7 separate regions of the Homo sapiens genome follow, and all the other regions are linked to region 1. The links are chromatin contacts, found by Hi-C or POLR2A ChIA-PET in ENCODE. All regions are on one chromosome and are shown on one strand. The core of a region is the stretch at or near the end of the contact, and the rest is flanking DNA. Distances in the headings are between cores, read along the strand shown. Region 1 holds the start of NPHP3-ACAD11 (NPHP3-ACAD11 readthrough (NMD candidate)). Region 2 holds the start of ZXDC (ZXD family zinc finger C). Region 3 holds the start of CEP70 (centrosomal protein 70). Region 4 holds the start of PLXNA1 (plexin A1). Region 5 holds the start of ARMC8 (armadillo repeat containing 8). Region 6 holds the start of MCM2 (minichromosome maintenance complex component 2). Region 7 holds the start of ABTB1 (ankyrin repeat and BTB domain containing 1).

Region 1 (4,257 bases), core at 898-3,397:
GCCATGCAACCCCATGTGCAGTAACGCAGGGCCCAAAACTCAAAAGGGCCCCATACTTGGCTTAATGCTCTGCTGTAGCCATCTTGAAAATATTTATAATTTTTGAATAAGGGGCATTACATATTCATTTTTCACTGGGTCCCACAAATTGTGTAGCTGTCTTAGCTGTCTTTTCTATGGGAGGACTATTAAAAAAAAATGTGGCCATCTTTAGTAAGTTATAAGCCACCTGCCAAATATTTTATTCTCACTATATTTCTGTATTAAAAGTTATTCTTTCAAAATGCAGACTGAAGTACGTGGGTTAAATTCAGCATGAAGAAAAACAGGTTATGAGGTTAGAAATAATGTCTTTTTTTTTTTTTTAAAGACGTAGTCTCGCTCTGTCGCCCAGGCTGGAGTGCAGTGGCGCCATCTCGGCTGCAAGCTTCGCCTCCCAGGTTCACGCCATTCTGCTGCCTCAGCCTCCCGAGTAGCTGGGACTACAGGCGCCTGCCACCACGCCTGGCTAATTTTTTTGTATTTTTAGTAGAGACGGGGTTTCACCGTGTTAGCCAGGAAGAAATAATGTCATTTTTTAGGATTAAGAAATTTGGTCACTTTGGCATTGACCAATAGTAATCTAAGATCAGTACGCAAGTAGGGTGGAGAAATGTGGATTAGAGGCATGTCACTGGATAGAAATGACGTGGGGAAAGGAGAGATGCATGCTTCAGAGCACTCAGTTCCAGACTGTAGAATCTGAATGTACTCCCCAAGCTGTAGGAAGTTAGCATAGTGAGTTTGGTTATTTGTTGGAGAGAATGGGTGATGGCTATTTTATCTTCTTACTCAAGCATAGTTATGGAAGTGTTCAGCTGAGGCCCATTCCAAAGGAGGTACTAAGATGCAAAAATGTTCAAAGGGTTTAGTCAGAAACCTAGTGGATGATCCTTAAACCCCTGATCCACATGGAGAATTCAAAAATTTGAAGTTAGAAATCAGAACGGATTTGAAAAGGTAGAAAGTTCTTAAGGTACTGTGATGGTGGAAATATTTCCCTTTATCTCAGGAGACCACCTGAAGAAATTAGTATATACACTCTGGATTTTGAAGAATGCAAAGGCCTAGTATGACTACTTCCTGAAGAAAATCTAAAGGGTAAGAGAAGAGATGACTAGCCACTTTGATGGAGGGAATGAAGGAGAGACTGGTGTGCGGTCTCCAATGTCCCATGCCGCAATGAGTTAAAAAACTTAACCTTGTCTAAGGATTGTCCCTGGTGGTTTCAGACTGTAAAATCTAAAAGCTCTTTCTTTGCTGGCATTATTCCTTGCTGGTCATTCTATCTACATGCATACTGAGAGAGAGATATCGCGGGAAGCACATAGCAGGCACTCCATAAATTTTTCAGATTTCCCAACTGCTTCCAGAAAGGAGTTTCCGGTCAGGCACGGCGGCAGCGAAAGAAATAGCTGCAGCGTTTGTAGAGCAGCTGGGACCCAGGCCTGTGCTCCCTGTGAGGCACGCCCGCCAGGGAGCCTCGAGCCGGGCGGAGACAACGGAGAGAAGCCCTATGTCGGAGCACCACTCCACCAGCGTTCGGAGCACCCCTCCACCAGCGTCCGGTCCACTGCTGGTCCTGCACAGTCGCCACTCCCCCCATCCTTCCTGCTAGCCCCGCCCTTCTTGCTAGCCCGCCTGGCCCTGTGTGCTTTCTCGACCCACCCCCGTTTGCCCTGCCCCGCCCACATGCCCCGCCCCACTTGCCCGGCCCCTCTTGTTGTCCCGCCTAGCCCTGCTGCCCCGCCCCGTCCCCCTCGCCCATCCCCCCAGTTCCGCTGCCCCGTCCCGTTCCGCTGCCCCGCCCCTCCAGTTGCCCCACCCCCTTCCGCTCTCCCTCCCCGCCCCGTTCCGCTGCCTCGCCTCGTCCGGCTCTCCGGCCCCGCCCCGCCCCGTTCCGCTGCCCCGCCCCGTCCTGCTCCCCCGCCCCGTCCTGCACCCCCGCCCCGCCCAGTTCTGCTGCCCCGCCCCTCCTGTTTCCCCGCCCCATCCCGCTCCCCCGCCTCGCCCCGTTCCGCTGCTCCGCCCCGTCCCGCTGCTCCGCCCAGTCCTGCTCTCCGGCCCCGCTCCATCCCGCTGGCCCGCCCCGTCCCGTTCCGTTCCTCTGCCCCGCCCCGTCCCGTTCCGTTCCTCTGCCCCACCCCGTCCCGTTCCGTTCCGCTGCCCAGTCCTGCTGGTACTCACTAGGTAGTAGCGGCAACGGACGCCATGGGGACCGCCTCGTCGCTCGTGAGCCCCGCGGGCGGGGAAGTGATCGAGGACACGTACGGGGCGGGCGGCGGCGAGGCCTGCGAGATCCCGGTGGAGGTGAAGCCCAAGGCCCGCCTGCTGCGCAACTCGTTCCGCCGAGGCGCGGGGGCGGCAGCAGGGGCCGGGCCCGGGTCGCTGCCCCGCGGGGTGGGCGCGGGCGGGCTGCTGGGGGCCAGCTTCAAGTCCACTGGCTCGTCGGTGCCAGAGCTGGAGTACGCGGCGGCCGAGTACGAGCGGCTCAGGAAGGAGTACGAGATCTTTCGCGTCAGCAAGAACCAGGAGTTGTTGTCCATGGGCCGCCGCGAGGCCAAGCTGGACACGGAGAACAAGCGGCTGCGGGCCGAACTGCAGGTAACGCCGGGCTGGGCCGCGACGCCGGGAGACCCTTGGGAAGCACGGCCGTCCTGCTCCCTCTCCAAACCAAGCGGCTTTGAAAGTTCGGCGGAAACTGCCCATTTTAATTTGAGAGGCCATATTCTCTTCGAGTCTGAAATGATTCCTTAACCCTCCCCTTTTTCTGTCTCTTTTTTTGGAGACAGGGTCTCGCTGCGGTGGCACGATCGCGGCTCACTGCAACCTGGAACTCCTGGGCTCAATGATCCTCCCGCCTCGGCCTCCTAAAGTTCTGGGATTACAGGAGTGAGCCACCGCGCCTGGTCCCCGCTTTTCTATTTCTGGTTTATTCATTGAGGCACCTAGAAGAAATTAGCCGGAAAGTGTCCTGAGGAGGCAAATGCCAATCTCCAGCTCCACTGCCGCCCCCGCGCCCACCCCCTCAGAAGGCTGGTGACATCTGTTGAAGCAACTCAGCAAACTCTTCCTAGGAGTTTCACCCCCCTCCCCACCATAAAAATTTTAAGTGGGTCTCCAAAGTGGGGCTCAAGTGTCGGTTTCTTTGTAAAGTTTCATCGCTCTTGCATTTTAATGGTCTTGACATGAAAATTTCTGGAAGCCTCCTGATCTCACCATGGTTGAAAACCTTCTCTAGATGTAGTCAAATTTCCCTAGTCCATTTGATTAATTTACGCTAAAAGCAATTATTGCATGCCCTCCATGTAGCAGGTCCATTATAATTCAATAAAATAGTATGTAAAGCAGCCGGGCGTGGTGGCTCACGCCTGTAATCCCAACACTTTTCGAGGCCTAGGCGGACGGATCACCTGAGGTCAGGAGTTCGAGATCAGCCTGGCCAACATGGTGAAACCCCGTCTCTACTAAAAATACAAAAATTAGCCGGGCATGGTGGCACGCGCCTGTAATCCCAGCTACTCAGGAGGCTGAGGCAAGAGAATTGCTTGAACCCGGGAGGCGGAGGTTGCAGTGAGCCGAGATTGCACCATTGCACTCCAGCTTGGGTGACAGAGCGAGACTCCGTATCAAAAAAAAAAAAATAGTATAAAGCAAGAGGTTGCTTTTCTGTGAACGAATCTCTAAAACTTTTTGCCCTCAGTTTGGGGCCCCTCTGGTCGTTGTTGTGTCGTTTGTGTACTCTTTACTGTGGGAGAGACTTATAGGCAGCCTAAGAGTTCCCGGAGTCGTTACAGTCGGGGTGAAATAAATACCTCAGACTGATTTTTCTAAAAGAAAAAAAGCCTCCTGTCTTCAAGACTAGACATTCTTCTAGTCAGGTTTTGTTGTTGTTGTTGTTGTTGTTTTTGTTTTTAAACTCCCTCATTAGCTGTTGTGTAATTATTGTCGTTGTCTGGGAAGAAGTCCGTGTAGCAGTTTATCTGTTGTCTTATCAGTTTTCCTACTGGGCAACCTTAATGCACTTGCATGTATAAAATGGACTAGTGCATTTCAAATATCTGATTCAATGTATCCAAGCCACTGCCCAACAGACACCGCACGTTGGAAACAACTGTGAGGTGGGGGTAGAAAAGGCCAAACCAAACAGGGCGGAGTGCAATAAGGGTTGGCAAGTGTCACAGTCACTCATGTCACCAATCCTGATTCCCTGTGAAA
Region 2 (4,257 bases), core at 720-3,219, 6.2 Mb after region 1:
TAGATCCTTATCAGATATTCGATTTGCACACCCTTCTCCCATTCTGAGTTGTCTTTTCACTGTCTTATTGGTGTCCTTTTACCTGAGTAAGTTTTTAATTTTGATGAAGTCCAAGTTATCTATTTTTCTTTCTTGTGCTTTCAATATTATATCTAAGAAACTATTCCCTAATCCAGGGTCACATAGATTTACACCTACTTTTCTTCAAATAGTTTTATGTCTTACGTGTAGGCTTTTGCTCTAATTTGAGTTAATTTTTGCCTCTGATGAGAGATACACGTCCAAATTGGTTCTTTTGCATGTGGAGATCCAGTTGTCCCAGTGCCGCCATTATTGAAATGACTATTCTTTCCTCTACTGAATGGTCTAGGAACAATATGTTTTCGGCATAAACTGATATATATAATAGATGTATCCTATTCTTTTTAATATTATAATTTGTGTTACTTAAAAAAATACTCTTAATAATAAAGCATTCATGTATTTAACAAATATGCACCAAGAGTCTTCCTGGGCACACACAGTGAATAGGACACAGTTCCTGGGCTCCAGGAGCCTACATTCCAGAGAGGGAGAGACAGTGAAGGAGCAGGGAAGGAACTCAACAAAACAACGGGTGATGAGAGCTCTAAGAGCAAACAGATCAGACAGAGGTGGGAATACGGGACTGGGTAAGCATGTGCTTTGGATCAGAAGGGGCGCAGAGTCCTCCCAGAGGAATCAGAGATCAGCTGCGCCAAGTCTCTGAGGCTGGAACCAGCTTGGCTTGCTGGATGAACTGGGAAAAAGAGGTGGGGTGCGGGGGAGGGGTGGGGGGGGCAGCGGGAGAGTGGCGGGAAGTGAGGGCAAACAGGTAGGGGAGGGTAGACTAGCAAGGCCATAGGCGCCTTCGGGAGCAAGGTGGAGGTGAGCATAATTTGATGTGCAATTTTTAGATCATAAAACGGTGCCCCGTGGATGGGAGCGAGTGGAGCGGAGGGAGACCGATGACCAGCTAGTAGTTATTTTTCAGGTACCCAGGAATAAAGTGCGGGTTTGGATCTGAGTGGTGGTGAAGTTGAAGTGGAGGAGTCCAGATTGAATGCGGAGGTGTACGGTGAGGTGGGGGAGGGTGAGGACCGGAAACAGTAAGTAATTAAGCTGTTGCAGAGTGAGGTTGTGCCAAGTTTAGTAGGAAATACAGTTGGAAATACAGGCAGGGGTCCTGCGTATCAGGGAGGCCCCGTGTGCCGAGCAAGGACCTGGGCCAAAGCAAACGAGGTCTGTGCGCCAGCGGCGGCAGGCGAGCTTGCACTTAAGTGAGCTGGGGGTAGGCGTCCGGCCTGTTGGACAGGTTCGAATCCTGGATCTGCCGGCTGCCGAGTGACTCGAGCTCGCCGTCCCTGTTTCCTCACCCCTGGGTGACCGCGCACGCTTAATCAGCTCGGACAGGTACAGCCCCTGGGACGCAGTCAATGCCTACGAGAGGTTGCCTGTTAAGTGTCTGAAATATTAATACGATTCGAAGTCAAGACAAGCCTCGTCTTCCACGCCAGCGGGAACGAGAAGGAATCGCTCAGCGTTGGGAGCCTCACCCCGTCCCCTGTCGGTCCCGTGCCCCGCCGCTCGCCCTCGTAGGTGCCGGCGCTCCGCCCCCCGACCCCGCGCCCCGCCCCCCGACCCCGCGCCCCGCCCCCCGACCCCGCGCCCCGCCCCCCGACCCCGCGCCCCGCCCCCCGACCCCGCGCCCCGCCCCCCGACCCCGCGCCCCGCCCTAGTCGGTCCCGGCGCCCCGCCCCCGCCTCCGCCTCCGGCGCCCCGCAGCCCAGCCTCACGTCACGTCAGCCCAGCAGGCCTCGCGCATCGCCCGGCGGCGTCCGCGCACGCGCGGTTCCGAGCCGGACTCTACGCCGGGGCTTGGCGCGGATCGCGTCCCGGGGCGGCGCACGCACACCTGGGCGGGGCGCGGGCAGCTCTGCGTCCGAAGCTGCTCCGACGCCGTCGCTGGGACCAAGATGGACCTCCCGGCGCTGCTCCCCGCCCCGACTGCGCGCGGAGGGCAACATGGCGGCGGCCCCGGCCCGCTCCGCCGAGCCCCAGCGCCGCTCGGCGCGAGCCCCGCGCGCCGCCGCCTGCTACTGGTGCGGGGCCCTGAAGATGGCGGGCCCGGGGCGCGGCCCGGGGAGGCCTCCGGGCCAAGCCCGCCGCCCGCCGAGGACGACAGCGACGGCGACTCTTTCTTGGTGCTGCTGGAAGTGCCGCACGGCGGCGCTGCCGCCGAGGCTGCCGGATCACAGGAGGCCGAGCCTGGCTCCCGTGTCAACCTGGCGAGCCGCCCCGAGCAGGGCCCCAGCGGCCCGGCCGCCCCCCCCGGCCCTGGCGTAGCCCCGGCGGGCGCCGTCACCATCAGCAGCCAGGACCTGCTGGTGCGTCTCGACCGCGGCGTCCTCGCGCTGTCTGCGCCGCCCGGCCCCGCAACCGCGGGCGCCGCCGCTCCCCGCCGCGCGCCCCAGGCCTCCGGCCCCAGCACGCCCGGCTACCGCTGCCCCGAGCCGCAGTGCGCGCTGGCCTTCGCCAAGAAGCACCAGCTCAAGGTGCACCTGCTCACGCACGGCGGCGGTCAGGGCCGGCGGCCCTTCAAGTGCCCACTGGAGGGCTGTGGTTGGGCCTTCACAACGTCCTACAAGCTCAAGCGGCACCTGCAGTCGCACGACAAGCTGCGGCCCTTCGGCTGTCCAGTGGGCGGCTGTGGCAAGAAGTTCACTACGGTCTATAACCTCAAGGCGCACATGAAGGGCCACGAGCAGGAGAGCCTGTTCAAGTGCGAGGTGTGCGCCGAGCGCTTCCCCACGCACGCCAAGCTCAGCTCCCACCAGCGCAGCCACTTCGAGCCCGAGCGCCCTTACAAGTGTGACTTTCCCGGTAACCGCGCTCTCGGGGGCGGGCGGGCTGCGCGGTGTTGCAGGCAGGTCTGGGGTGCCACGTCCGCCCCACAGAGGGGCCTGCCAGACCTTAGCAAGCCGGGGACGCAGGCTCTTCGGGATTTGTATTCTAGCTCCTTCCATGTCATTCGATTTGAGATCTTGGCCCTGCCCTGCCGCAGGGATTCCGATGGCAGGTAGCGCAGATCACCACAGCTGCGCTTCCCAAAGGTGGCGGCAACAGATATCCTTAACCTGCTTGTGCTTGATGAAAGCGGCACGCATCTTCACAGAGTGGCACGGAGCTATGTGTCAGGTCTTTATTTTCCTCAGTCTCGTCATTTGTTTACGGGGTGCACACTCCGTGCTAGAGGAGCAGAGATGAATGTGGCCAGATTCAGGACCTTAACACGCTGGGAGGATAGCCACAGGTGTGCGCACATCCTGGCTTTTTTTGCCTTTTGCACTTTGATTTCCGTTGAACCTCACAGTTTTGTGAAGTTTTAAAAATTAGCCGTCTGTGAAGGTTAAAAACTGTCCTCTTTTACAGATGAAGAGACAGAGGCCGAGCCTTGTGGATAAAGTCCACTGCTGGTGGCTGGGCGCGGTGGCTCACGCCTGTAATCCCAGCACTTTGGGAGGCCGAGGCGGGCGGATTACGAGGTCAGGAGATCGAGACCATCCTGGCTAACACGGTGAAACCCCGTCTCTATTAAAACTACAAAAAATTAGCCGGGCGTGGTAGCGGGCGCCTGTAGTCCCAGCTACTCGGGAGGCTGAGGCAGGAGAATGGTGTGAACCCCAGAGACGGAGCTTGCAGTGAGCCGAGATCGCGCCACTGCATTCCAGCCGGGGCGACAGAGCGAGACACCGTCTCAAAAAAAAAAAAAAAAAAAAGTCCACTGCCTGTTCTTTCTCCTGTGTGTTGACCTGCAGTTGTTGGGAATGTAGGACTCCAACACAGTGAGCTCTTCACCAGGATGGGCAGCTTTCCCTGCTTTCACAGGGATAGGGTTCCTCCAGAAGGGCAAGAAAGGATTCCTCCCTGGAAAGGCAGAAGAATGGAGTCGGCTGGGTGGCAGAGCCCAGGTGGGGATTGTGGTCTGTGGTGAGGGCCCAGGAGGAAGGACCAGTCATTCAAACAGAAACTGGAATGTGTGCCTAGCATGCCCCTAACCTGTATATGCACACGGCTCTCCTTATAATGTCCTTAAACAAGAATTTTTAAAGGATGAGATGAGAATTATGAACGGGTTTTATTATTTTTTCCCTCGCATATGCCTGTGGACTGTCTTGCGCATTCCTCTTCAGAGAGAATGTGGCTTGAGGCCACTAGCTCAAAGTCTTTTTCAGTCAT
Region 3 (4,257 bases), core at 961-3,460, 5.9 Mb before region 1:
AAAAAATTTTTTTTTTTTTGAGACGGAGTTTTGCTCTTGTTGCCCAGGCTAGAGTGCAATGGTGAGATCTCGGCTCACCGCAACCTCCGCCTCCCGGGTTCAAGCGATTCTCCTGCCTCAGCCTCCTAAGTAGCTGGGATTACAGGCATGTGCCACCACACCCGGCCAATTTTGTATTTTTAGTAGAGATGGGGTTTCCCCATGTTGGCTAGGCTGTTGTCGAACTCCTGACCTCAGGTGATCCACCTACCTTGGCCTCCCAAAGTGCTGGGATTACAGGCGTGAGCCACTGTGCCCGGCCAACACATTTTTATAAATGAATGAATGTTAAATGAATGTTTAGAATTATTAGAATTCTATTGGGTAGATGAGGCCCATAGAAAACTCTTGAGACCAATGTAGCAGGATTCTCAGTGAAAGACTAAGTTTGTGTGCAGGGATGTTTTCCTTCTCTAGCAAAGAGAGGTGCTGGAAAGGCTTTCATGGTCCATAAGAAGGGAATTGTTTTGGAGGGCAGTGCTATAGCAACTCTTCCCCTCCATTCACCACATAAAAAATTCAGTTAGAAAATAGAGAGGAATCAGCCTTCTTGTGCTTTGAAGACTGTGAAAGATACTGGTGATCATCCATCTAGCATCCATTTTCCTCTTCTCCTTTACAGGTCTCCAGTTTTATTCAAATAGCCATGTCTCCACCTTGCAACTCATGTGACTCAAAGAGCACTGACACCATTGCCAATTCCAATTGTCATAGCTCCTTTTCACTTCTGGAACCCAGGCTTAAGCTGTCTGTACATTTCCCAGGCAGTTACTGGTAAAGAGGAAGAGTGTGTGCCTGTGTGAACTTATTGGCTCAAAAAACCAGAAGGAAAGGTTTTAGATGAAAAAGAAAGTATGTGGTCCTGATTTCTCCAAGTAGACATCTGGAAAATCACGTTAGTATGAATTTGAAGTCTACCCTTTTTTTTTTTTACAACAAAGCAGAGACTAATAGCAACTGGGTCCTTGTTAACTTGCTTAGCCACTGAATTAATCAAAGTCTCCCTTGCCTCTGAGCTTTCTGTTATGCGAGATAAGCAACTTCTTTATTTTTTAGGAAGACAGTTTAACTCAGATTCTATATCACGTGCATCCAAAATAATAATAACTGACTCAAAGATGTTTGGCCTCTACAATTAGGGCAGCCATTCTCAGAAGAGTATGCAAGGGCACCCTATTATCTTGGAAAAGGGAAGCACTGAGACTATTTGCATTTTGAGAACTGAAAATGCAATCTGCTAACCGTCGTTAGAGTGAATATCCAGGTATGGAAAGCACAGTGGGTAGGCGTAGGTTGGGGTAGGGACATGTTTGCATGGGGCAAACACAGAGATCAAACCTAAGTGTAGTCCCAGCTGCCTGGAAGAAGGCTAAGAAGGGTCTGAAAGTATTGAGCTCCAAGAGCCCTTGGATCTCCTGATGAGAGACCCTTGGCTGATGCCCTAGATGGGACATCCCTGTTGGCTACTGTGGGACCTGCATCATTTGACTGCAACACAGTCTGTTGCAACATTTGACTGTAACACAGACCTACATCATTTGACTGATTTGAAAAGACAAGTTGTCAACAGCGACACCATGTGGCTATAAGATACAATGACAATGGTGGACAGCTACAGCCTCAGGTAGGGCCTGACGCTTCGTCGAGATGTGGAAAATGCTGAATGGGAAGATGAACTGTCGTCAACAAATATTTATTGGGGTCCTCCAAATGTCAGCTGCTACAGTGGTCATTCAGGTCTGGAACATCGAGAACATGCTGACCCGTACCCCAGCAAGGGCTCGTAGTCGCGGCGGGGTAGGGGGCGAGAGAGAGGGCAGTCTCTGGTGGCCAGGTAACCCAGGCTTCACTTTCACCCACGGCCACAAGTATTTCTGACGTCTTCCGGGCAAATAAGCCTCCATGTAAGTGACAGGGCACCCAAGGAGTGCGTTGGAAGCGCCAGCGTGCCCGAGACCAGCACATCGCACCGACGCCTTCGTTTGCGGTAAGCCCCGCCCCCCGTAGTGAGCCAACCGGAGGGAGCGGGGCGGACCCAGCTTCCCGGAGAGGCTGGAGAGAATCGTTTGGGGGCATTCGCAGGCCAAAGAGGGGCTGGCCCTCGACGCGCTCGGGCTCGATTGGCCGCCCTCCCCCGGCGGTGGTAACGGTCGCGGAGGCGGGGCCTGACGTAGCTGATCCCAGCCTAACCTGGCCCGGCTGGCTGCTGGTGGGAGGCCGGCGACTGAGTAAGGTGAGTGGCTCTCGGGGCTCTCAGAGGCGTCGGCGTGAGCCCCTTCCCGGAGTACCCCGGACTTGACCTCACCTGGGCCTAAAAGTGGTCAGACTGACCCTTGTCGGGGAGGAGCCATCTGGGACAGGGTCGCGCCAATTAAAAATCCCTGCGTAAGGGTTTGGGGATCGGACAAAACTGCCTCCAGTCCCAGCTCCCCAGGCTTTGTGTTCTTTGGCTTCTCCTTTAATGTCTCAGCGCCTCCGATTCTTTATTTGTATACTAAAGCTGGTAATTCTTGCCTTACAAGGTGGTTGTGAGGGTTAAATGAGGCAGTAAGAGTAAAGCTTAGAATCACGTCGGGCACAGACTCGATTTAAGCTGTAGGTAATTACTCCATCCCCCAAAATCGACCCGGGCTGAAGCGCTAGTTTTGTGTCAAACAACCGCGAAGGTTGTTTGGGGAGTGAGGACTCGGAGCAGAAGGGGGCGGTTAGGCGAATAGCACAGGTGAGTATCTCTTTCTCCAGTTTATTAACCTCATTCCGGATTCAGGAGACCTCTGACTTTATACAGGGCCTAATAGGAGTTTTTCAAGGTGAAAAATGCCAGAAGGCTAAGTCACCTGTAACAGAGAGACCAATCAGAGTTTCCTTTTTTACTGCCACTTTGTTTTTCAATCAATGATATTAAACAGGCAGGGCGCAGTGGCTTACGCCTGTAATCTCAGCACTTTGGGAGGCCGAGGTGGGCGGATCCCCTGAGGTCAGGAGTTCGAGACCACCCTGGCCAACATGATGAAACCACGTCTCTACTAAAAATACAAAAATTAGCTGGGCATGGTGGTGTGCGCCTGTAATCCCAGCTACTCGGGCGGGTGAGGCAGCAGAATCGCTTGAACTCGGGAGGCGGAGGTTGCTGTGAGCCGAGATCGCGCCACTGCACTCCAGCCTGGGTGACGGAGCGAGACTCTGTCTCAAAAATATATGTATAATATATTAAACTCTGTGCAGGCATTACCCATATTGGTTTCAAGCCTCTGCATGAGTTTTGTACTTTAAATATTGCCAAGTAGACTCTGGCCTCCCCTGCCCCGCCTTTTGGGGAAGAGGTGGCTGACTTGGAGTTTTCCCTACAGCTTTTGCTTCAAAGCAAGGTTCTGCCCCTTCATGTCACCTCTCCTGAGACAGAATGATTTGGTTGAGATGACATTCCATTTTAACTCTTTCCTATTTGGGGTAAGTTCAGCTCTTTCTTAGGAACATTAAACAGCAAGTTGCAATATTTTTAGAATAGAGCTTTTGCATTTAATAAGGAATAGAGACTTCGAAAGGGTTACATGTTCATTTATTGCAGTAATTTGAAGTATATACTTTTGAAGATGCTTACAGATTTTGGTGTGATTCAGTTGAGAAGGAACAGTTATTGGCCATGGTTTATTGTCAGCTCCCCTCCCCCACCCCAAATGGTGAAAAAAATAATTAAATTTTAAGATATGGAGCATGTTACAAGGGGCTTCAGACCTATAAAGGGCAATTTGGCTGAAAGACTCGGGAAACCTAGAAAGTGCCAGAAGATGCAATTATGTTTTTGCTTTTCTATGCTTGGCTTACTATGCCATGTACAAATCAACTCCTACCCTCCGACTCCTACCCCCCGACTCCTACCCCCAACAATCTTATTTTAAGTGTGTTATGACAGTAATTAAAGCTGTAGCTTCTGTTTTGGCCCTAGAAAGCATTTGGTCTCTTCCTGTGACTTTAAAGTTCCAGACCTTTGTCCTGTCACAGCCTGTAGTGGGGAAAAGGCTGCTGCAAACTATTGGCCCGTTTATTTCACAGAATGGTCCTCTGAAAAGGAGGGCTTGGTCACAGGTGCAAATGAGGAGTAGTTTTGTTCCTGTGTTTGCTTTTGTGATCAGTGGTAGTTTGTCTGAGGATGCTTCATTTTAGTATCCTTGCAAATGAGAATATCCTACCTGTGGAGCCAGAAGTCAGAATTGATGA
Region 4 (4,257 bases), core at 722-3,221, 5.7 Mb after region 1:
CTCAGGCAGGTTGGGGTGTGGGGCTGCCATCCTGCCCAGTGGCTCACAACAGCAGCCGGGGGGGAAGACAGCTGCTCCTGGCACTCCGCCTCCCCCACAACGGGGGTCATGGGAGGTGGTCCCAGTGGTTCTGCTCCCGACCAGTCCTAGGGGATCCGGCTCTGAAGGCCTTGGAGTCCTGCTCCTGAGAAAAAGTGCCTACCTTTGCAGGCCTTCCCCTGGGGCACCCGCTCCTCCCGGCCAGCTGCTCTAAGCTGCTCTGTGCACGGGGGCTTTCCTGGGGGCTCAAAACAGGCAGGCAACGACCTTGGGGGGCCAGGAGTCCAGCAAAGGGCTGTCTGCTTTGTCCACAGGCACCTCATGTGTCCCCCACCCCCAGAGCACACACTGAGGCCACAAACCCAGGCCTCCGCCCATGCTGTCCTCTGCCCAAAACGCCCTTCCTGGGCCCCACTGGCACCCCCCAGGAATGGAAGCCTGGCCCTGCAGCGAATCACTGGTTCACATGCCTGCCTCTGGCAGGGGGCTGGGTGCTCCTCAAGGGCCGGGCAGCATCTTGGTGCCCCTGGTGCAGCACCTGGCCTCTGCCGCACACCCCAAGCCGCAGGAAATCGAGGGGACCTGAGGCAAGCTCCTCAAGGGCCCGGGGAGCAGAAACTGCGCCCCATCCCTGCACCGACCCCCAAACCGGCTACGTGTGAAAGGAGATGGGGCAGCACGGAGCAGCCTGAGCCACAGGAGCCGCGCTGAGGGGACAGAGGCTCGACCACGTCCCCTCCCCGGCACACACACCCCTTTCTTTCAAGGGGCGTGGCCCCAGAACCCCACACAGGAGCCTGGGGCAGATCGCCGCCCGGGGCCGCCCCTCGGAGCCCCTCCCCTCCTTTCCAGGGCTGCACCTGGGACCTCACGCCGACCGAGGGGCCTCCCTGGAGTCCCCACTCCCCCTTCCCCTGGCAGCCCGGGATCGGCCCGCTGCCTCCAGCTTCGCCGCACATCAGGCCCGGGACTATCCAGGAAGCAATCGGAAGCCTCCGGGAGAAGCGGCTGACCCTGGAGAGGCCCCGAGAGGGGGAGGCCAAGGAGGCCCGAGCGGGGCGGCCTCCTGGGCGGCACCCAGAGCCCACCTCCCCGCACTCCGGGCCAGTGGGAGCGGTGGCAGCTGTGGTCGGGAAGCCGCTCCAACTTCCACCCCGCGCCCCAGGGCCGGCCGGGGGCTTAGCCTGCACGACCTCCTCCGGCCCCCGCGGCCCTGCTGGGAGGCTCCGATCCCTATCCGGGCCTGGCCACCCCGTCCTCGCCCGCGGCCAGAGGTCTGAGCCGAGGTCCAGCGGCCGGGACGGGCCTGGACACCGCAGGGGCCTCCCCGCGGGGCCGCCGCAAACTTTCTCCCCAGCCTCCGTGGAGGGGCAGCGCCCGCCCCCCGCCACCCCGGAGCTGCCGCGGGGCTCGGCGGGCCCGGCCGGGGGGCGGGGGAGGCCGCGGCGCTGGATCCCGGGCCGCGGTCCCAGCCCCGCCGCACGGGGGTGCGGTCTCTCCGCGTCGGCGCCGCGACCGCGCCCGGACACACGCGGACGCCTGGGCCGGAGCCGCAGGGACACGCGGGCCGCGGACACGCGCGCCGCAGTCCCCACGCGCGCCGCAGTCCCCGCGCACACCCCCTGCCTGCCGCCTCACGAGAGGGCCGCCGCCGGAGGCCGCCCCGCGCCCACCCACGGGCCGCCCGGCCCCGGACCCCAGCCCGGCCCGGCCCCCGCCCACCGTCCCGCGCCGCGGGGAAAGTTGCGCCCCGACTCACCCGCCGCCCCGGGGCGCGCCCCGCCGCCGGCCATCGCCGCGCCCAGCCGCCCGCGCCGCCGCCGCCGTCCGCCCCGCCGCGGGGCCGCCGAAGCCGCGTAGGCCGCCCAGGCCGAGGCCGCCGCCGCGCCCGGGCTCCGCTGCGTGGCCGCGCAGCCGATGCCCAGCATGAATGGGGCGCCGAGCGCCGCGCGGCTGCGGACCGGCCTCGCTCTCGCCGCCCGCGGAGCCCCGCGCCGCGCGCATGCGCCGCCCAGAGCCCGGGGGCGGGGCGGGGGCGGGGCCGGCGGCGGCCTCCAGAGGGCGCTCTGCCCCGCGCCGCGCGCCTGCAGGGGCCCACCGCGCGTCTTCAAAGGGCGATACGGCTGCCCGCCTCAACTCTCTGGGCGCCGGGGCCGCGCGGGCAGTTCCGGGAGCCCCCCGCTCTCGAGCGGGCTAGCCCGCGACCCCAGGAACAGGGCCTGGCTCAGTGTGCCCAGGCTAGGAGCATGGCCTCCTTTCACGGGGGGGGAAACTGAGGCTGAAGGAGGCAATCGCAGTTCCCAGACCTTGCGGGGCCGGGTGTTCCCAGCTCTCGGCCTCGCGCGTTCCGCTCTGTCAGATGGGCGGGCACCTGCGCGGGGAGCCCGGGCGCCCCCTGCAGGCCCCAGGCTGGTGGCGCATTCCCGGCTGGGGACGCAGCCCAGGGAGGAAAGTCCCGCGGCAGAGGCGTGGCGAGACGCGAACTCCGGCTGTAGCGTGGGGCAGCGGATCTACACGGTGTGAGGTGTGGGGCTGCAGAATCCAGGGTGACGGGCCAGAGCTGTCCAGGCAATACCCCCAGCCTGCATGGCAAGGCTGAGGGGCAGACACCCAGCACTCAGTTACTGTACTCACAACCGCCACTCCCAGGCAGGAGGCATCCGGGAGGGCCTCCCGGTGGACGCAACCAGGCCAAGGAAGGGGAAGCCGGCAACAGGAGCATCGATAACAGAGCAGATGGGCCAGGAAAACCCCGTCGTGGGAGGGCTGAGTCCCGGCTGGGGACTTGGCCCCCATCTGTAGCCTGAGGGGTGCGGTTTTTGCTGTGTGAATCACGTCACCCCTACAGAAGAGGAACTCTCTACAGTTCACATGGTTAACAGGGAAAGGGAATGGACTCATACCGGGCCCAGGTGTCCCTCCGCGTCTCACCCCGCTCCTCCCTCCCCAGGAGCAGCCACAACCCTCATTTTTGTGTTCATCTTTAAGTGCTTTTCTTTGGGTGTGACCTCTTATATTTGCACCCCAGAATGGGACGCTGTTTTGGGTGGCTTGTTCTGGGCATTACAGAAACGGGGTCACTCAGCCTGTGCTGTTTGCTCTGTCTGCTCTGTGTGGTGAGGGCACAGGGCAGCTGCTCGCAGGCATCGTCTTCGCAGCCTGTTTTGTTGGGCTCCTGCTCGCCCATTCTCCTGCCGATGGACATGGGATTGTCGCCTATCTGGAGCCATGATGAGCAAAGCTGTGATGAGCATCCTGTGTGTGCCTCTCGGTGGGCACCTTTAGATCCAGGGACGGTCTGCAGGGTCACGGGGTAGGATTTGTCTAGCTTCAGGAGATACAGCAAAACCGTCTTCCCAAGTGACAGCCCCAGTTTACACTCCCAGCAGCTTAGCAGGAGTGTGGAAGGGTCTGGCTGTCCCACATCCTCACCAATATTTGGCACTCTTTAGTTTTGCAAATCTAGTGGCATGAACTGGTTTTTCAACTAGGTGGTTTTGCTTGTCTGCTTTTTTTTTTTAGAGACAGACAGGGTCTCGCTCTGTCACCCAAGCTGGGATGTTGTGGTGCAATCAGAGCTCACTGTAACCTCAAGCTCCTAGGCTCAAACCATCCTCCTGCCTCAGCCTCCTGAGTAGCTGGGACTACAGATGGGCACCACCATGCCTGGCTAATTTTTTTTTTTCAAGAGATGAGGTCTCTATGTTACCCAAGCTGGTCTCAAACTCCTGGGTTCAAGTGATGCTCCCACCACAGCCTCTCAAAGTGTTGTGATTAAAGGCATGAGACACGGCACCCAGCCTCATTGAGTCTTACTGTGTCGCCCAGGCTGGAGTGCAGTGGCTCGATCTCAGCTCACTGCAACCTCCACCTCCTGGGTTCCAGTGATCCTCCCACCTCAGCTTCCCGAGTAGCTGGCATTACAGGCGTGTGCCACCATGCCCAGCTAATTTTTGTTTTGCCATGTTGGCAAGGCCGGTCTCAAACTCCTGACCTCAAGTGATCTGCCCGCCTCGGCCTCCCAAAGTGCTGGGATTACAGGTGTGAGCCACCATGCCCAGCCTCATTGTGGTTTTAACTTACATGTCCCTGAATGAGGCAGAACATCTTCCTCAAAAGTTATATTTATTATTTTATTTCCCAAGCACTAATACAGTGCTGGCTCTGCTACCTTCTACAGATGGGTGGGCTGAGGCTGGAGACGTGCTCAAGTTCCCC
Region 5 (4,257 bases), core at 1,209-3,708, 5.5 Mb before region 1:
ATCAGTTAAGGGTACAGGAAAATCAATGAGATTTCCCAAGGAGAAGGTATAAAGAGACTCAAATGGAAATCCTTTAAAACAACTTGAATGCCTCCTTGCTGAAATTATGTTTATCAAATTATAGCGTCACCCAGACTATGAGCTCCTGAAACGCATTTCTGATCTCATCCTTGCATTCTCTAACGTATACAATACAGAGCTTGTACGTAACTGGTACATTGTAGCTTATTAAAGGAATCAACCATTCAAGATAATTTCTGATGAATGTTTCCTGTTCTAGTTTGCATTTCAAAACATGGTGCTCTGGGTAGTACTTTGAAAGGTACAGGTTTCACTTTAAATTAGTAAAATCAGTGAATTGAAACATTTTAAATCATTTATCCAAAAGCTCCTACTTCCCCAAGGCTCTAGGAGTGAAGATCTGATAGACCAGACTTTGGGACTACGGAAATCCTTTTTTTTTAATTAAAGAAAAAAAAAAGCCCCTAATGAGACTAGGGCTAAAGGCAAATCCTAAATAGAAGTATTAATAGAAAATACTCTTCAAGAAGTTTTTGAATAAAATAAGCAGAAAATATTATTTACCAAGGAAGTGAAACAAATGAAAACTTTCAATCATATGCATTATACAAGTTGACAACATCCAAAAAGTAAACTTCAGGTGAACTGAAGGATAAATGAAATCTAAATGAATAATTAAAGGAGAACTGAGAACAGCCAAGACACATACTATTTTTTTTTAACATAATGAGGTAAAAGTCATTGGCCTGCACTCCCACAGAATATTCCTGGGTATTACAGTCAGTGATGGAGTAACAGGCTAATCTGATCTAATACTTAGGTAAACAGTATTTCCTTAGTTGCAGTTTAAAAATAAGAAAAAATGACTGCTAAAATGGATCAGGGGAAAAATCTGTTGACAGCCTCACAAAATTATTATTGTATTGACAACTTAAGCCTTTTCAAGGTTGAGGTCTGCCACACTGCTCTAACCCTGAATCATAAGCAAATGTCCTAGGTGTTTTCAGATAGGTGAGTTTGTTTGTGGGACAAGTCAGAGAAGAGAAAAGAAACCGGTTGTAGTTACAAGACTCTAGGAACCCGACAAGTCATTTATAATCCAACTACCCTCTCAGTATCAGACTGGCTTCCACAAGTCTAAAAGATGGTCAATCAGTATTTGCCTGCTTGTTTCCAACAATAGCAAATGAACCATTGGTAAACTGACCATTCTCAGAGTCGGACAGCTCGAATTTGTTGCAAAATCCTTCGAAGTTATCTCCCAGTAACTTTCATTCCTGGTCCTGGTTCAAGAGCAACATAGTGAAAGGTGAAAGTCGTCTTTTTCTTTAAAAAAACTTTTTTTAAAAAAAAAAAAAACAGGTTTTACTTCCTGGCATGTCAATACGTTCCCTTCTTTCAACAATGGGGAAATAAATCTCACCCCCTTTTCCCCCCTTCAATGTTTGACTCCCCTTAAAGAAAAACGGAATACCAGGCACAGGGAACATAGAGTTCCTCTGACTCAGAGCCGCGACCTCTGAGCAGAGCGGAGGAAAGGGGCTTAAAAAACCACACACACTAGGAAGAGTTGCAGCTGATACGAATCACCATTGCCAAAAAGCAAACTGCTTCAGCCGGTGCCCAGGTGCTGGGACGCGATAGAAGCCGCACAGACTTGGCCTGGCAGCTCTGAGGAAATGGGGGCCAAGGAGCCTGCACCTCTTCTTGCCAAAGCCCGGGAGAGCTGAGTGGGCGCTCGTTCTCAGGCCGGCTGCAAGCCCGGCGCTTCACAAGGCAGAGCGTTCGGCCCCCGGGAAGCGGCATCGCTAAAAGGAAGGCTCAGTGAAACGCTTGGCAAAGTCCAAGCCGCGCCGCCCAGCCAGTTGTCTATAAGCCCAGCCACCCCGCCTGCCAGACGCCATCCTGGGAACCCGCACCGGCGGGAGCTCCCGGAGTTGGAAACGTCTTTGGCTCGGCCGCGGTCCCCTCTGCCCGTCTATCCCGCCTCTCCACCCTCGCTCACTCCCTGGCCCGAGACTGAGCCGGGGTCCACCCCAGGGGGTGGTGCCCAGGAGGCACACCACGCTTGGGGGAATGGTGGAGACCGGGATGAGGCTTCCTGGAGGGCGGGCGGGCGGCCGCGGCGGGTCACTCACCGAAAGGACGCTCATGCGGATTGGGGTCTCCAACAAGCACGCCATCTTGAGCCTTCCCACCCGGCTGCTGCAGGCGCCGGCGCGGGGGCCGGCACTTTCGACAGCCAACTATTGGCCAACGCTAGGCACCGCTCCCTAAAGGCAGCCAGATAGACGAGAACTGGCCACGCTCTGGACACCGCTCAAGTACCGGAAAGGCCCGCAGAAAGAAGGGCAAAAGGGAATGGCGTCAGGGGCTGTCCTACGAATCGTTCTCTCAGAAACAGCAGCTACTCTGAGCCTGGGTTAGAGGTGGAAGCGGGCAGCGGTTTCCGCATGCGCAAAGAAGATCTGCCGGCCCCACCTGCCGCTCGCGGTGGGCGGGGCCCCAGAGGCGGAGTCTCGCCCTGACGCTACGAGTTTTACGGACTGATAAATTGCAGTTTATGGATTCCAGTATTCATATTTGGAAAAAGTAGTACGTGGAGCCACATACATAGTTTGAAGTTCACTTTCATATTCATTCTCTCTCTCTGCACCAAACTCCCGGCGTCGTTATCTCCATTTTATAGGTGGGGAAATTGCGATCCCAGAACCTTTGCCAACCGTAAGAGTGATTGTTTCACGATCCGATACAGATACGTGACTTGCCTTAGCGTTGTGTGCCGGCCCCGTTTATTCTGGTGTAGTGTTAAGAATAGCCAGAATGCTTGGGTTTCTTCCTAGCTACTTGATTTATCAGCTGCTTTACCCTGGGCAAGTTATCTAACCTTCTGTTTGAGTTTCCTCATCTATAAAATAAAGGTTAATGAGGATAGAGGAGTCAACAAACGTGAAGCTCTCAGAAAAAACCTAGAACATAGAAAGCGTTATACAATATGTGTTAACATTTCTCCAGCTTCTGAGTTAAGTGGGGAAAATGGGGGCAAATATCTAAATATTTCGCACTAAAACACTCTCATAACCGAAGCTAAATAAAAGTATGCTTTCAATTATACTTGATTAATTCAGCTGTCCTACTACTTTGTGTGTGTGTGTGTGTGTGTGTGCAACACTGCCCTTGACTTGGTTGGATAAGTTTCACCTTCGTACTGCTTGCAACCAGTAAGGTTTTCACAGTATGGTTGCAATTGGCCTGTTAACATTACTTGTATTCCTTCCATTTCTATAGCCACACCCTAATTCAGGCTCTTGTAACCTCTCCCCTGGACTACAGCAATAGCCTTCCAACTGGTCTTGTAGCTGGTAGCCTCTCCCGCACTCTGCTCCTCACTGTTTTCCTGTCTTCCTCCTGTACTTGGTTTCCAAATTTAGTGTAGCATTTACCACCCCTGCTTATGGGTCTGTGTTCCTTAACAAACTGTTGAATTCCTGGAAGGCAGGAATTTTATTTTAGGTAGTCCTTCTGCTATAATACTATTTCTGAAACTTGGGTAATCTGTACACCACCTACACAATCTTTGCCAATCTGCACCTAGGTATTATTATTCATTCAATATTTTTATTTAAAGCCAATTTCAACTCATTAAAAATTTTTGGCTTTATCCTAAACCATAATACTCTGTGAAATCAAGTTTGTTGTGCTCCTTATTTTTATTCTAGTACACATTAACTACAAAAAGTTTAAATGTCCATCCATGGACCACCTAAAATCACATCATGTACTGCATACTGCAATGGGGCAGAACATAACCCTAATACATAGTATATAGAGTCATTATAACTGTATTTGATCCACACTCCATCCATTAGCTCAAGCAATACATCCTCCAGGAATTGTCTCCCCCAGGCATGGGTTAGATACCCTTTCCCCCATGCCTTCATACTTCACTTTAATTGTAGGGTGGTTTTGTTGTTGTTAATTGTTTCCGTGTTTGTCTCACTATACACTTCAAGACAGGCACTGGGAGTTTTATCTTCTAGGTTGTCTATCTCAGTGCCTAGCACAGTCACTTAGTAAATGTTTGTTGTACGAATTTTTGGCTTAGTTTGAGCCTGGGACGAAGATTTGGGTGCATTTTGTTTATTTAGTAAGTGCTTTCAGGGAACAAAATTGATAGGTCAGGGAGAGTGAAAAAAGAAAGAATAAATATTCAAGATAATTGTCCATTATTGATGC
Region 6 (4,257 bases), core at 1-2,500, 5.1 Mb after region 1:
AGGCAAGAATGCCATCGATTCATCTGCTCCCAGCTCCCAAAGCCAGGCCACCAGGCACACAATGGGCTCTCTGCAAAACTATCTGCTGAGTCCAGGGCCTTGAATGAAATTACCTTTCCATGCCATCTCCAATGAGCTCCTCTCCATCCTCTTCTTCCTCCAGGGGCCCCTCTGTGCCTAGGAGCCCCTCGGACTCATCCTCAAATGGTGGAAGGTCACGGCCAGGGCTGGAGGTGAGGGCATCAGTACGCCGGGAGCTTCGGCCAGGGCTGGAGGTGAGAGGATCATTGCCTCGCCGACGCTGGGCCGGGCTGGATGCCATGGTGAAGGATTCCGATGATTCCTGCAAGAGAAGGTGCGGTTGTCAGAAACCTAGGAAGCTGGTGAGGCATGATACAGCTTCCTTTTTACCATCAGGGGCCTTCCCTTCTTTCTCTCCACCTGTGACTCTTGTCCTCCAACACACCAAACCCCTTCCAGCCTCCAGATCTTTGCCCTTGCTGTTCTCTCACCTGGAATGCTCTCAGCTGAGCAATCTGAGTCAGTGGCTTCCAAACAAATAGAAGCCAGCTCAAATATCGGGGTCACCCACATCACCGTGCTTTCTCCATGAAAAACCACTGAGGTTATGTCATTTGCCTATTTACCTGTTTACTGTCTATTATCTCCCCTTAAGCATTAGACCTATTTCAGCACACACAGTGCGCAAGGTATTGTGATAGAGATGGCATAGAAGAGCCACCAAAACAAGAGGTCTGGAACTCAGATGTGGAACAGACAGTATACAAGACAAAGGGACAAGAAGGTAATACAAAAGTAAGTGTAGTGTTTGGAACAAGGATCATTGGGAAATTAAAAAAAAAAAAAGTTTAAAGGAGTGTAGTGAAATGGGGGCCTGTCTTTTGTACGCTCAGCGCCACACAGATGGCGCCCAATAAGTATGTGTGGGGTGAATAAAGGACAGAGGCTGAACGGGCCGAGCTCGCCTTAGGGAGCCCAGGGCCCCAGGTCAGTGGTAGGTAGGCGAGTCGCCTCACGCAGGGTGCAGGCGAGAAAGTAGCTGCGCCCCAGAGCCTGGGGCCCAGCCTCACCCAGAGCGCCGCCCTGGGCCGGGGCCAGAGTACGGGAAGCGCGCAGCCTCCGCACCCATGTCCCCGGCGCCCGCCCGCCACGCGCCAGCGCGCTCACCGCCATAGCAGTACCACGATCCTCTCCGCCACTACAGCAACAACCAGGTTTCGCGCGAAAAGTGGTTCACGTGACCCACCAAAGCCCGGGAAGAGCCCTACGGAACGCGACGTCATGACGTCGGCGTCCACTGGCGACCAGAAGGGACACGGAGGGGCGGGCCAGAGGGTCCGGTCCCGCCTACAACGCCCGAGGCGCTCCGCCCAGAGCCCGGAGGTGTGCGGCCCGGCGCTGTGCGCGTGCGCTCGCCTGCGCTGTGGTGGGAGCTGGAGCGGAGGTAGAAGCTGAGGCTCCAGGGGACCCGACGACACTTGCTGGCTGCGTGACCTCGGTCACACCAGGGCCATTTTGCTGACAAGACAACAGAGGCCGGGCGCGGTGGCTCACGCCTGTAATCCCAGCACTTTGGGAAGCCGAGGTGGGCGGATCACAAGCTCAGGAGTTCGAGACCAGCCTGACTAACATGGTGAAACCCAGTCTTTACTAAAAATACAAAAATTAGTTGGGCATGGTGGCACGGGCCTGTAATCCCAGCTACTCGGGAGGCTGAGGCAGAAGAATCGCTTGAACCTGGGAGGTGGAGGTTGCGGTGAGCCGAGATCCCGCCACTGCACTCCAGCCTGGGTGACAGAGTGAGACTCCGTCTCAAAAAAAAAAAAAGACAGCAGAGGTTCAGAGCCTGGTTTTCTGACGCTTCTTACCGTCTTAGGAGCACAATGGTTTAACTTCTCCCAAAGCTCAAAGGCTCAATACTTCAAGCAGCTGGACAACTCTGGGATTTTGTAGGAGGTCACATCTGAGGCTTTAGTAGGAGTTATCTTTGCCCAGGGGAGCGAAGACGCAGGGAGGATGTTACAGATAGAAGGATGCCATGTGCAAAGCTGCAGAGGTCATGGCAGGGCCCGGATGTGCAAGCCCCTCCCTAAGAACTAACCCTAGGAGCTTATGATGCCGGGCAACAGACAAGACTTGAGGGAGAGAAAATCCGGATCAAAAAAGAGCTAGATGTTTTTCTAGAGAGTTTGACTATTCTGTATTCTGAAAGCAATGGAAGGCCATGGAAGCATTTTGAGCAGGGTGAGACGTGAACTAGTGTGGGTTTTAGAATCCCTCTGGCTGCTACCAGGTGGAAGTGGATTGAACGAGGTTGAAGGCAGCAAACGAGGAGGTTGCTGTGGTTCTTGTCTAGTTCCAGGCAGCCTTAGTGAGCAGAGGCAGGGCTGAATCGCAACCCTCTTAGCCAGGCACTTTGTGCAGTGAACAAGCATCTCTGCCTGGGACCCAGGGTAGGGAGGCAGGAGTGATGGAGAGAACTGGAAATACAAGATGTTTAGGAGGTGGAATCTTTTTTTTTTTTTTGAGACAGAGTCACTCTGTCACCCAGGCTGGAGTGCAGTGGTGCAACCTCAGCTCACTGCAACCTCCACCTCCCAAGTTCAAGCGATTCTCGTGCCTTAGCCTCCCGAGTAGCTGGGATTAGAGATGCACGCCATTGTGCCCGGTTAATTTTTGTATTTTTAGTAGAGATGGGATTTCACCATTGTTAGCTAGGCTGGTCTCCAACTCCTGACAAGTGGATCCGCCTGCCTTGGCCTCCCATAGTGCTAGGATTACAGGCGTGAGCCACCACGCCCGGCCAGGAAGTGGGGTCTATAGGTGTTGGTGATTGAGGACAGCAAAAGAGGCATGCAGGATGACACCAGGATCCTGGCTTAGCTAGGTGGATGATAGCTGAGATAGGAGCGCACAGGAAGACCAGCAATTTAAGGGGGAAGAAGATGAGTTTGTTTCTGGCTGTGCTGAATTTGGGCCGAGGGGACATATCCAGGAAGCTGTTGGATATCCATGTATGGGACTCAAGGGCGTGTTTGGACTGAAGCTGTAGATTGCCTTGGGAGTGGTTGTATAATCCAGAGTGAGTGCAGGGAGATGAGAAGGTCTAAGCCTGGGACCTGGGAAACCCCAACAGTTAAGAGACACCAACAAAGGATGTGAAGGATGCACCTCGGATGCTAGGAGCTGCTGACAGGAAAGCTGAAGAGACTCTGCATGGGCTTGTGTTATCTATTGCTGCATAAAAAATTATCCTGGGATGGCCAGGCATGGTGGCTCACACCTGTAATCCCAGCACTTTGGGAGGCTGAGGCAGGTGGATCACCTGAGGTCAGGAGTTCAAGACCAGCCTGACCAACATGGAGAAACCCTGTCTCTATTAAAAATCCAAAATTAGCCAGGCGTAGTGGCGCATGCCTGTAATCCCAACTACTCAGGAGGCTGAGGCAGGAGAATCACTTGAACACTGGAGGTGGAGGTTGCGGTGAGCCGAAATTGTGCCATTGCACTCCAGCCTGGGCAAAAAGAGCGAAACTCTATCTCAAAAAAAAAAAAATTATCCTGGGATTTAGCACCTTGAAGCAATTAGCACCCACTGTCTCGGTGTCTGTGGATCAGGGATCTGGACACGATGCCACTGGGTGCCTCTTCTTCAAGGTCTTTCAAGGCTGCAGGCAAGGTATTGGCCAGGGCTGCTGTCTCCTCTGAAGGCTCATCTTCAGGAGGATCCCCTTCCAAGCTTCTTCACATGATAGGATTCAGGTCCTCATAGGCTGTTGGACTGAAGACTTAGTTTCCCACTGGCTCTTGGGTGGGGGCCTCTCTACAGAGCAGCTTACAACCTGGCAGCTGGTTTCTTTCAGAGCAAGCGAACAAGAGAGAGAGGCCATACAAGACAGATGCCATGTCTTGGAAGTGATATTCCTTTACTTTTGCCATATTCTCTTAGCGAGAAGTGAGTCCTGAGGTCCGGCCCACACTGAAGGAGAGGAGATCCTAGCAGGGCTGGGGATTATCAGGAGCCCTCCCAAAGGCCACTGAAGAGAGCAGTCAAGATGGTGGATGGGGTCAGCTGGCTGCCCAGAGGTCATCTGATAAGGACTAGGAGCTGTTAGTGGCCCTGGCGATAGCAGATCTGGGCTGGCCGGTGTGTCTGGAGTCAGACACTACATTGAAGTGTGTTGACAGGTAGGATGCAGGGAAGTGAGAAGGGTGAATGTGAGTTACTAGTTGGAG
Region 7 (4,257 bases), core at 470-2,969, 5.0 Mb after region 1:
GCATGCATGCACCCACACGCACACATGCATGCACCCACGCACACCCGTGAGCCGGGCTCCCTGCTCTCACCATTGGCCAGAAGGTAGAGTACCAGCTCCTCGTGCCCACACAAGCAGGCATAGTACCTGAAGGGAGGAAGGAAGTACAGGAGGCAGTCCTCAGTGCTGAAGGGGTGCACCAACCCCCACCCTCCCCACCCCTCTCTCCAGCACTCACAAGGGGGTGCTGTCCCACTTGTCCCGCACATTCACCTCCACGTCTCGCTGCTCCAGCAGGTACCTGGGCAGGAAGGAGGTCAGAGCCTGGGTCAGGACGGGTTCATGGTCTGAGAAAGAAGGCCCGTGGAAAGGAACGGAGAGAAAACATCCCTTTTGGTATGGGGAAGCCTCCCCCAGGTGAGGGCAGGTGACAGGCAGACCAGAGCAGGAGAGGCACTCAAGGCAAAGTGCAGGCAAGGATGTGGAGGTGGGGTCGAACAGGCAGACACTGTGTGCTATCAGTGCTGGGGGACGATGGGCTACAGGGACAGAAGCCAGAGCCAGTGCCGAGGCTGGACCTTTGGCCTTTCAGCGTTTGGGAGAGGAGGTGATGGAGCCTTCACTCCCACCAGAGCTCTCTACTGCAGGAAGAAGCTGGCCCTGTTAGAAGCAGGGAGCCCGGGAAAAAGCTGCTGCAGGCCTCCTGATGGTGTGGAGGGCACACAATTCTAGGAGGCAGGAGTCGCGGGATACAGCAACTGATGGGATGCGGAAGGTGAGCGAGGGGAGTCGCCAATGCTAATGCAGCCCCACTGAGGCGGGGGCAGCCCAAAGGAGGCCTCCAGGCTGCACCTGGAAGTGCTGTGAACCCACTCAGCGTTGACACTATGCACTAACTCTTGAGTGGCACGGGATGTCAGGGAGCGGCCCAGGGAGGCTACGGGAGTACAGCAGCCCGGCGCCAGCCCAGGGGAGGTGGAAGCAGTCAGTCAGCACCAGGTCAAGGGGGAGGAAGGGCCAAGAAAAAAGGAGGTCAAACGGGATAGTGGAAGCCCAAGGAGGGGAAGGGCCCCAGAACCCAACTGGGCACCCCTTCCCTCCGCGTCCGGCCCATGGAGGGGGCATCTCAGCGCCAGATTCACTTTAGCTGCGTCAGGAGTTTCCGAATCCTCAGGGACCGGAGGCCGATTATGGGCTCTAGGTGTTCCCCGCGCCAGGTCCAGAGAGCACGAGAGAAAGGGGCCACGTCTGGAGTCCCAGGCCTATACCCGCGCCCTGCGCCCGGGGGGTCTGACGTCCGGGCCCTACCAGGGCGAACAGTGGCCCGCCTTCTCTCCGCCCACTTCTGCGCCTTCGGGCCTCCGCTGAGCAGTCCCTTCTTACAGGAAGCCCTCCGGGGGTCAATGGCCATCAGTGTCCCCGCCCCAGCGCGCTTCCGCTGGGGGGCTGCGGCGGGGGTCCGGGTGGTCTGCCCCGCGGGGGCGCTCCGAGGGCTGTGACCCGGCAGAGGCGCCCGCCTCTCCGCGGCCGCCCAGCCGCCCGTCCCAGGGCCCGAGGCGTTCCGAGGGCGGCCACCTCCCGCACCCTCCCCGGGACTGCGAGGTCCTCACCGCACTCGGCCCACATCCCCCTTCCTGCAGCTGGCGAACAGGTCGCTGGTGTCCATGGCGCGGAGGATGGTACCCGAGCCGAACGACCTCGGGCGGCGAAGCCGCGCACCCGGCGGATGTAAACACGCTCAGCCCCGCCCCGCCCCGCTCTGCAGCGGCGTCCGGAGGACCCGCCCGCCCCGGCCTCCCCGCCCCGCGGCCCCGCCCCTGCCCCGGGGTGCCCCGCCCGCCCCGCCCCGCCCCAACCCCGGAAATAAGAATGAGTCAAGAAGGCAGACGCGCTGGGCCCGGCGTGGTCTCCGGGCGGGTTTAATTGAGTCCCGGGGCGCAGGAAGCGCCGCCCGCCGCCCGCGGGGCCGGGGTTCAGGGGCGGGAAAGCGGGGCCAAGGCGGGCTTTGAGGCCTGCCCCTCGGGCGGGAGTGAGGGAGTTGGTCCGAAGCCGCCGTGTGAAGTCGGGGGAAGCGGGAAGGAGCCCGCGCCGAGGGCCAGGCCGCGGGGGCGGCCCGGGTAGGCGCGGGGCTGGTGCGGGCTCCGGGCCGTCCGTTTCGGGGTCCACCTCGCTTGGTCCTGGCGGCCCACTCGGCCTGCGCCTCGGCTGCGCTCACAGGTGCGTGTCCTCCTCGAACACGTCCGAGTCCTCGGGGTCCCGCTTGCCCCCCATGAGCGCCCCCCAGCTCCCCGGGCCGTTGAGGGCCCCGCCGCCGTTCAGGCTGGGGTGCTTCTCCTGCATCTCCGACTGGCTGTCGCTGGCCACGTCCAGCGTGGGGTTGTCGTGGCAGCCGTTCTCCACGAAGCGCAGCTCCTCGCCGTGCGACTGAGGCGGGGTGGGGAGAGGCCATGGGCGAGCGAGCCAGCCCCCGGACAGCGCCAGGCCCGCGGCCGTCTGTGCAACCCCACCCAGGGGGTTCCCGCGGCACCCTCCACAGGTGCCAGATCCTTCTTTTCTGTTGCTGCAGCTCAACTCCTTTCTCAAAATAAACCTACTAGTCGTTGGCACTACAAAGCCCCGTGGCCTCCCTGACGTCATCGATCCCCCAACAGCCCCCTAAGAAGACTCCACTTGCGAGGTGGGCAGGGAGCATCGCTAGGGCTCTGCTCGCTTCCTCCTGGGGAGGCCTCTAGGCTGCTGGAGCCTCTCCTTGATCCTTGGGCACCACCAACGCAGGGCCTGCCTCTGGTGAGGTATTCAGGTGCTCAGGCCCTGCAGTGCCTGCGCCGGAAAGGGGCTGGTGGTGCCAGGGAGGGGCCCCCTGGTGGGGCTAGCAGCCCCCTCACTCCCTGCACCTCTGGCACCTGTCCTGGGGCTGGTGCCCTGCAGAGCAGTCAGCAGTGCTAGGCTGACCAGCTGCTTCACCCACGGGACCCTGTGCGCCCAGGAGAGTCACTGCCTCCCCTTGCAGATGAGGACACCTATCGATGGGCACTCTCCTCTCAACTGGCCCCCAGCCCCACCTGTCCCCACACTCACCACGTGCTTGAGCTTGGGCAGCCGGCGCTGCCAGCAGTTGTAGAGCAGGCCAAGCGCAATGATGATGATGCAGATGGCCCCAATGACCACCAGCACCACGAAGAGCGTGCCGTAGTCGCTGCGCACCTGGCTGGCCCGCGCCTGGCAGCTGCTGGTTGTGGAATAGTTCTGGATGCCAATCTAGGGGTGGGAGGGGCCAGTTTCCTCAGCTGAGGTCCTGGGGTGCCATGGCTCCTCTGGGGTGGTTGCATTGGGCTCGGGTGGGGATGGGGGAGCAGGCTTAGAAGGTGCTGGCACTCCCGGCTCCTGAAGTTCCCTGGCGCCTGGGCTTGCCTCTACCCCATGCCCATCCCGTTTGCCTCAGTACACCTGGAGGCCTCTCCACCCCATGCCCATGTTCCCAGCCTCCTTCACATCCCACCATAGCTTCTGCCCCAGCCGCTGAGTCTGAGCTCACTGTGGCCCTAGGCCTCCAGTGAGAGTGGACCCATGCTGCTGGACACCATCCAACTAGAGAGAGTGCCCACACCTATCCTAACTAGTTAGAGAGACAGGAGATGTGAGCCCCCCACACATCCTCCACCATACAACCGCTTCCACCTCGGTGGGGAGGGGTGGACCAGTCAGCTTCCTGATGCCAGGGCCGGTGCAGGGAGGGATACTGAGGGCATGCAGGCCACATGGGGGGCCACCCCGGCTGCCCAGCTTCCTCCCTTCCCATGGCGTGTTCACTGCTGGCATGTAGCTGCCTGCATCCCTCCACGCTGCAGGTTGTCATGGTCAGTCCTGCCTTCTCTGGCCAAGGAGATCGGCGCCAGGGGCCAGGCAGGTGCTATCTCCACAGATCAGCATCTTAGCAGAGAGAAGCAGGAGGGCGAGCACCACCAGGGGCTCCTCAGGTGAGGGATCAGGGCAGTTCCCAGTGCTGAGGCCTAGGTTGCACCAGGCCCCCTTTCTGAGTTCAGGTTGCAGCTCTTCCCCGGTTTCTGTGAACCACCCGTGTATCTCCAGTACTTTTCTCAATTTTTTGTTATCAAGGGTCAGTTTTTCTTGCTAGATTCACCTGAGTATATTTCCAAAGACCCAGCATGACTTTTGGCCAAGTCAGTGTGAATTAAGTGACCAGTAACGCCAGAATACTCAGGGGCAGCGAAAAGCAGGGGGAGGACTGTATAAAAGGTCAAGGTTAGCCCACACTTC

Evidence for each region. Hi-C counts contacts between places; a loop is a spot of excess contacts on that map. ChIA-PET counts read pairs that join two places held with the same protein, here RNA polymerase II (POLR2A). Pooled maps may share reads with other maps.
Region 2: a map of CD8-positive, alpha-beta T cell shows a loop between it and region 1 (11-fold over the local background). The contact joins the promoter of ZXDC here to the promoter of NPHP3-ACAD11 in region 1. A Hi-C loop is called at or near these places in 2 of 168 maps with a recorded cell type or tissue (CD8-positive, alpha-beta T cell and naive thymus-derived CD4-positive, alpha-beta T cell) and 11 of 50 pooled maps.
Region 3: a loop to region 1 is called in a map of naive thymus-derived CD4-positive, alpha-beta T cell, with 19 times the contacts of the local background. The contact joins the promoter of CEP70 here to the promoter of NPHP3-ACAD11 in region 1. A Hi-C loop is called at or near these places in 2 of 168 maps with a recorded cell type or tissue (CD4-positive, alpha-beta memory T cell and naive thymus-derived CD4-positive, alpha-beta T cell) and 5 of 50 pooled maps. POLR2A ChIA-PET finds 5 or more read pairs at or near these places in 1 of 52 experiments (activated B cell).
Region 4: a map of CD8-positive, alpha-beta T cell shows a loop between it and region 1 (29-fold over the local background). The contact joins the promoter of PLXNA1 here to the promoter of NPHP3-ACAD11 in region 1. A Hi-C loop is called at or near these places in 3 of 168 maps with a recorded cell type or tissue (CD4-positive, alpha-beta memory T cell, CD8-positive, alpha-beta T cell and naive thymus-derived CD4-positive, alpha-beta T cell) and 6 of 50 pooled maps.
Region 5: a loop to region 1 is called in a map of B cell, with 17 times the contacts of the local background. The contact joins the promoter of ARMC8 here to the promoter of NPHP3-ACAD11 in region 1. A Hi-C loop is called at or near these places in 5 of 168 maps with a recorded cell type or tissue (B cell, CD4-positive, alpha-beta T cell, CD4-positive, alpha-beta memory T cell and 2 more) and 10 of 50 pooled maps.
Region 6: a pooled map shows a loop between it and region 1 (26-fold over the local background). The contact joins the promoter of MCM2 here to the promoter of NPHP3-ACAD11 in region 1. A Hi-C loop is called at or near these places in 2 of 168 maps with a recorded cell type or tissue (B cell and naive thymus-derived CD4-positive, alpha-beta T cell) and 8 of 50 pooled maps.
Region 7: a loop to region 1 is called in a map of CD8-positive, alpha-beta T cell, with 8 times the contacts of the local background. The contact joins the promoter of ABTB1 here to the promoter of NPHP3-ACAD11 in region 1. A Hi-C loop is called at or near these places in 2 of 168 maps with a recorded cell type or tissue (CD4-positive, alpha-beta memory T cell and CD8-positive, alpha-beta T cell) and 10 of 50 pooled maps.

The regions. Positions count from the first base shown.
Region 1 is chr3:132,720,349-132,724,605 of GRCh38, reverse strand. NPHP3-ACAD11 (NPHP3-ACAD11 readthrough (NMD candidate)) reads left to right here and starts at 2,147. Exons shown (of 45, transcript NR_037804.1): 1 at 2,147-2,643. It overlaps NPHP3 (nephrocystin 3), which reads left to right and starts at 2,197. Exons shown (of 27, transcript NM_153240.5): 1 at 2,197-2,643. The coding sequence starts at 2,251. NPHP3-AS1 (NPHP3 antisense RNA 1) reads right to left here and starts at 2,856. Exons shown (of 11, transcript NR_002811.2): 1 at 2,227-2,856. RefSeq lists an enhancer at 1,251-1,440 and silencers at 1,681-2,190, 2,291-2,540.
Region 2 is chr3:126,473,603-126,477,859 of GRCh38, reverse strand. It overlaps ZXDC (ZXD family zinc finger C), which reads left to right and starts at 1,969. Exons shown (of 10, transcript NM_025112.5): 1 at 1,969-2,901. The coding sequence starts at 1,995. RefSeq lists silencers at 1,700-2,209, 2,280-2,539 and an enhancer at 3,097-3,622.
Region 3 is chr3:138,592,213-138,596,469 of GRCh38, reverse strand. CEP70 (centrosomal protein 70) reads left to right here and starts at 2,210. Exons shown (of 18, transcript NM_024491.4): 1 at 2,210-2,272. RefSeq lists an enhancer at 1,946-2,005.
Region 4 is chr3:126,980,829-126,985,085 of GRCh38, reverse strand. It overlaps PLXNA1 (plexin A1), which reads right to left and starts at 1,971. Exons shown (of 32, transcript NM_032242.4): 1 at 1,799-1,971. RefSeq lists silencers at 881-960, 1,976-2,205, 2,306-2,525 and enhancers at 2,576-2,905, 3,166-3,215.
Region 5 is chr3:138,185,502-138,189,758 of GRCh38, reverse strand. ARMC8 (armadillo repeat containing 8) reads right to left here and starts at 2,458. Exons shown (of 22, transcript NM_001363941.2): 1 at 2,160-2,458. The coding sequence starts at 2,204.
Region 6 is chr3:127,595,404-127,599,660 of GRCh38, reverse strand. MCM2 (minichromosome maintenance complex component 2) reads right to left here and starts at 1,250. Exons shown (of 16, transcript NM_004526.4): 1 at 1,189-1,250; 2 at 114-343. The coding sequence starts at 1,194. It also overlaps a transcript of TPRA1 not described here. RefSeq lists a silencer at 952-1,111 and enhancers at 1,142-1,261, 615-1,572.
Region 7 is chr3:127,670,414-127,674,670 of GRCh38, reverse strand. ABTB1 (ankyrin repeat and BTB domain containing 1) reads right to left here and starts at 1,719. Exons shown (of 12, transcript NM_172027.3): 1 at 1,590-1,719; 2 at 218-280; 3 at 71-126. The coding sequence starts at 1,645. It overlaps PODXL2 (podocalyxin like 2), which reads right to left. Exons shown (of 8, transcript NM_015720.4): 7 at 3,058-3,237; 8 at 1,869-2,403. The coding sequence ends at 2,191. RefSeq lists silencers at 1,348-1,607, 1,748-2,347, 2,358-2,437.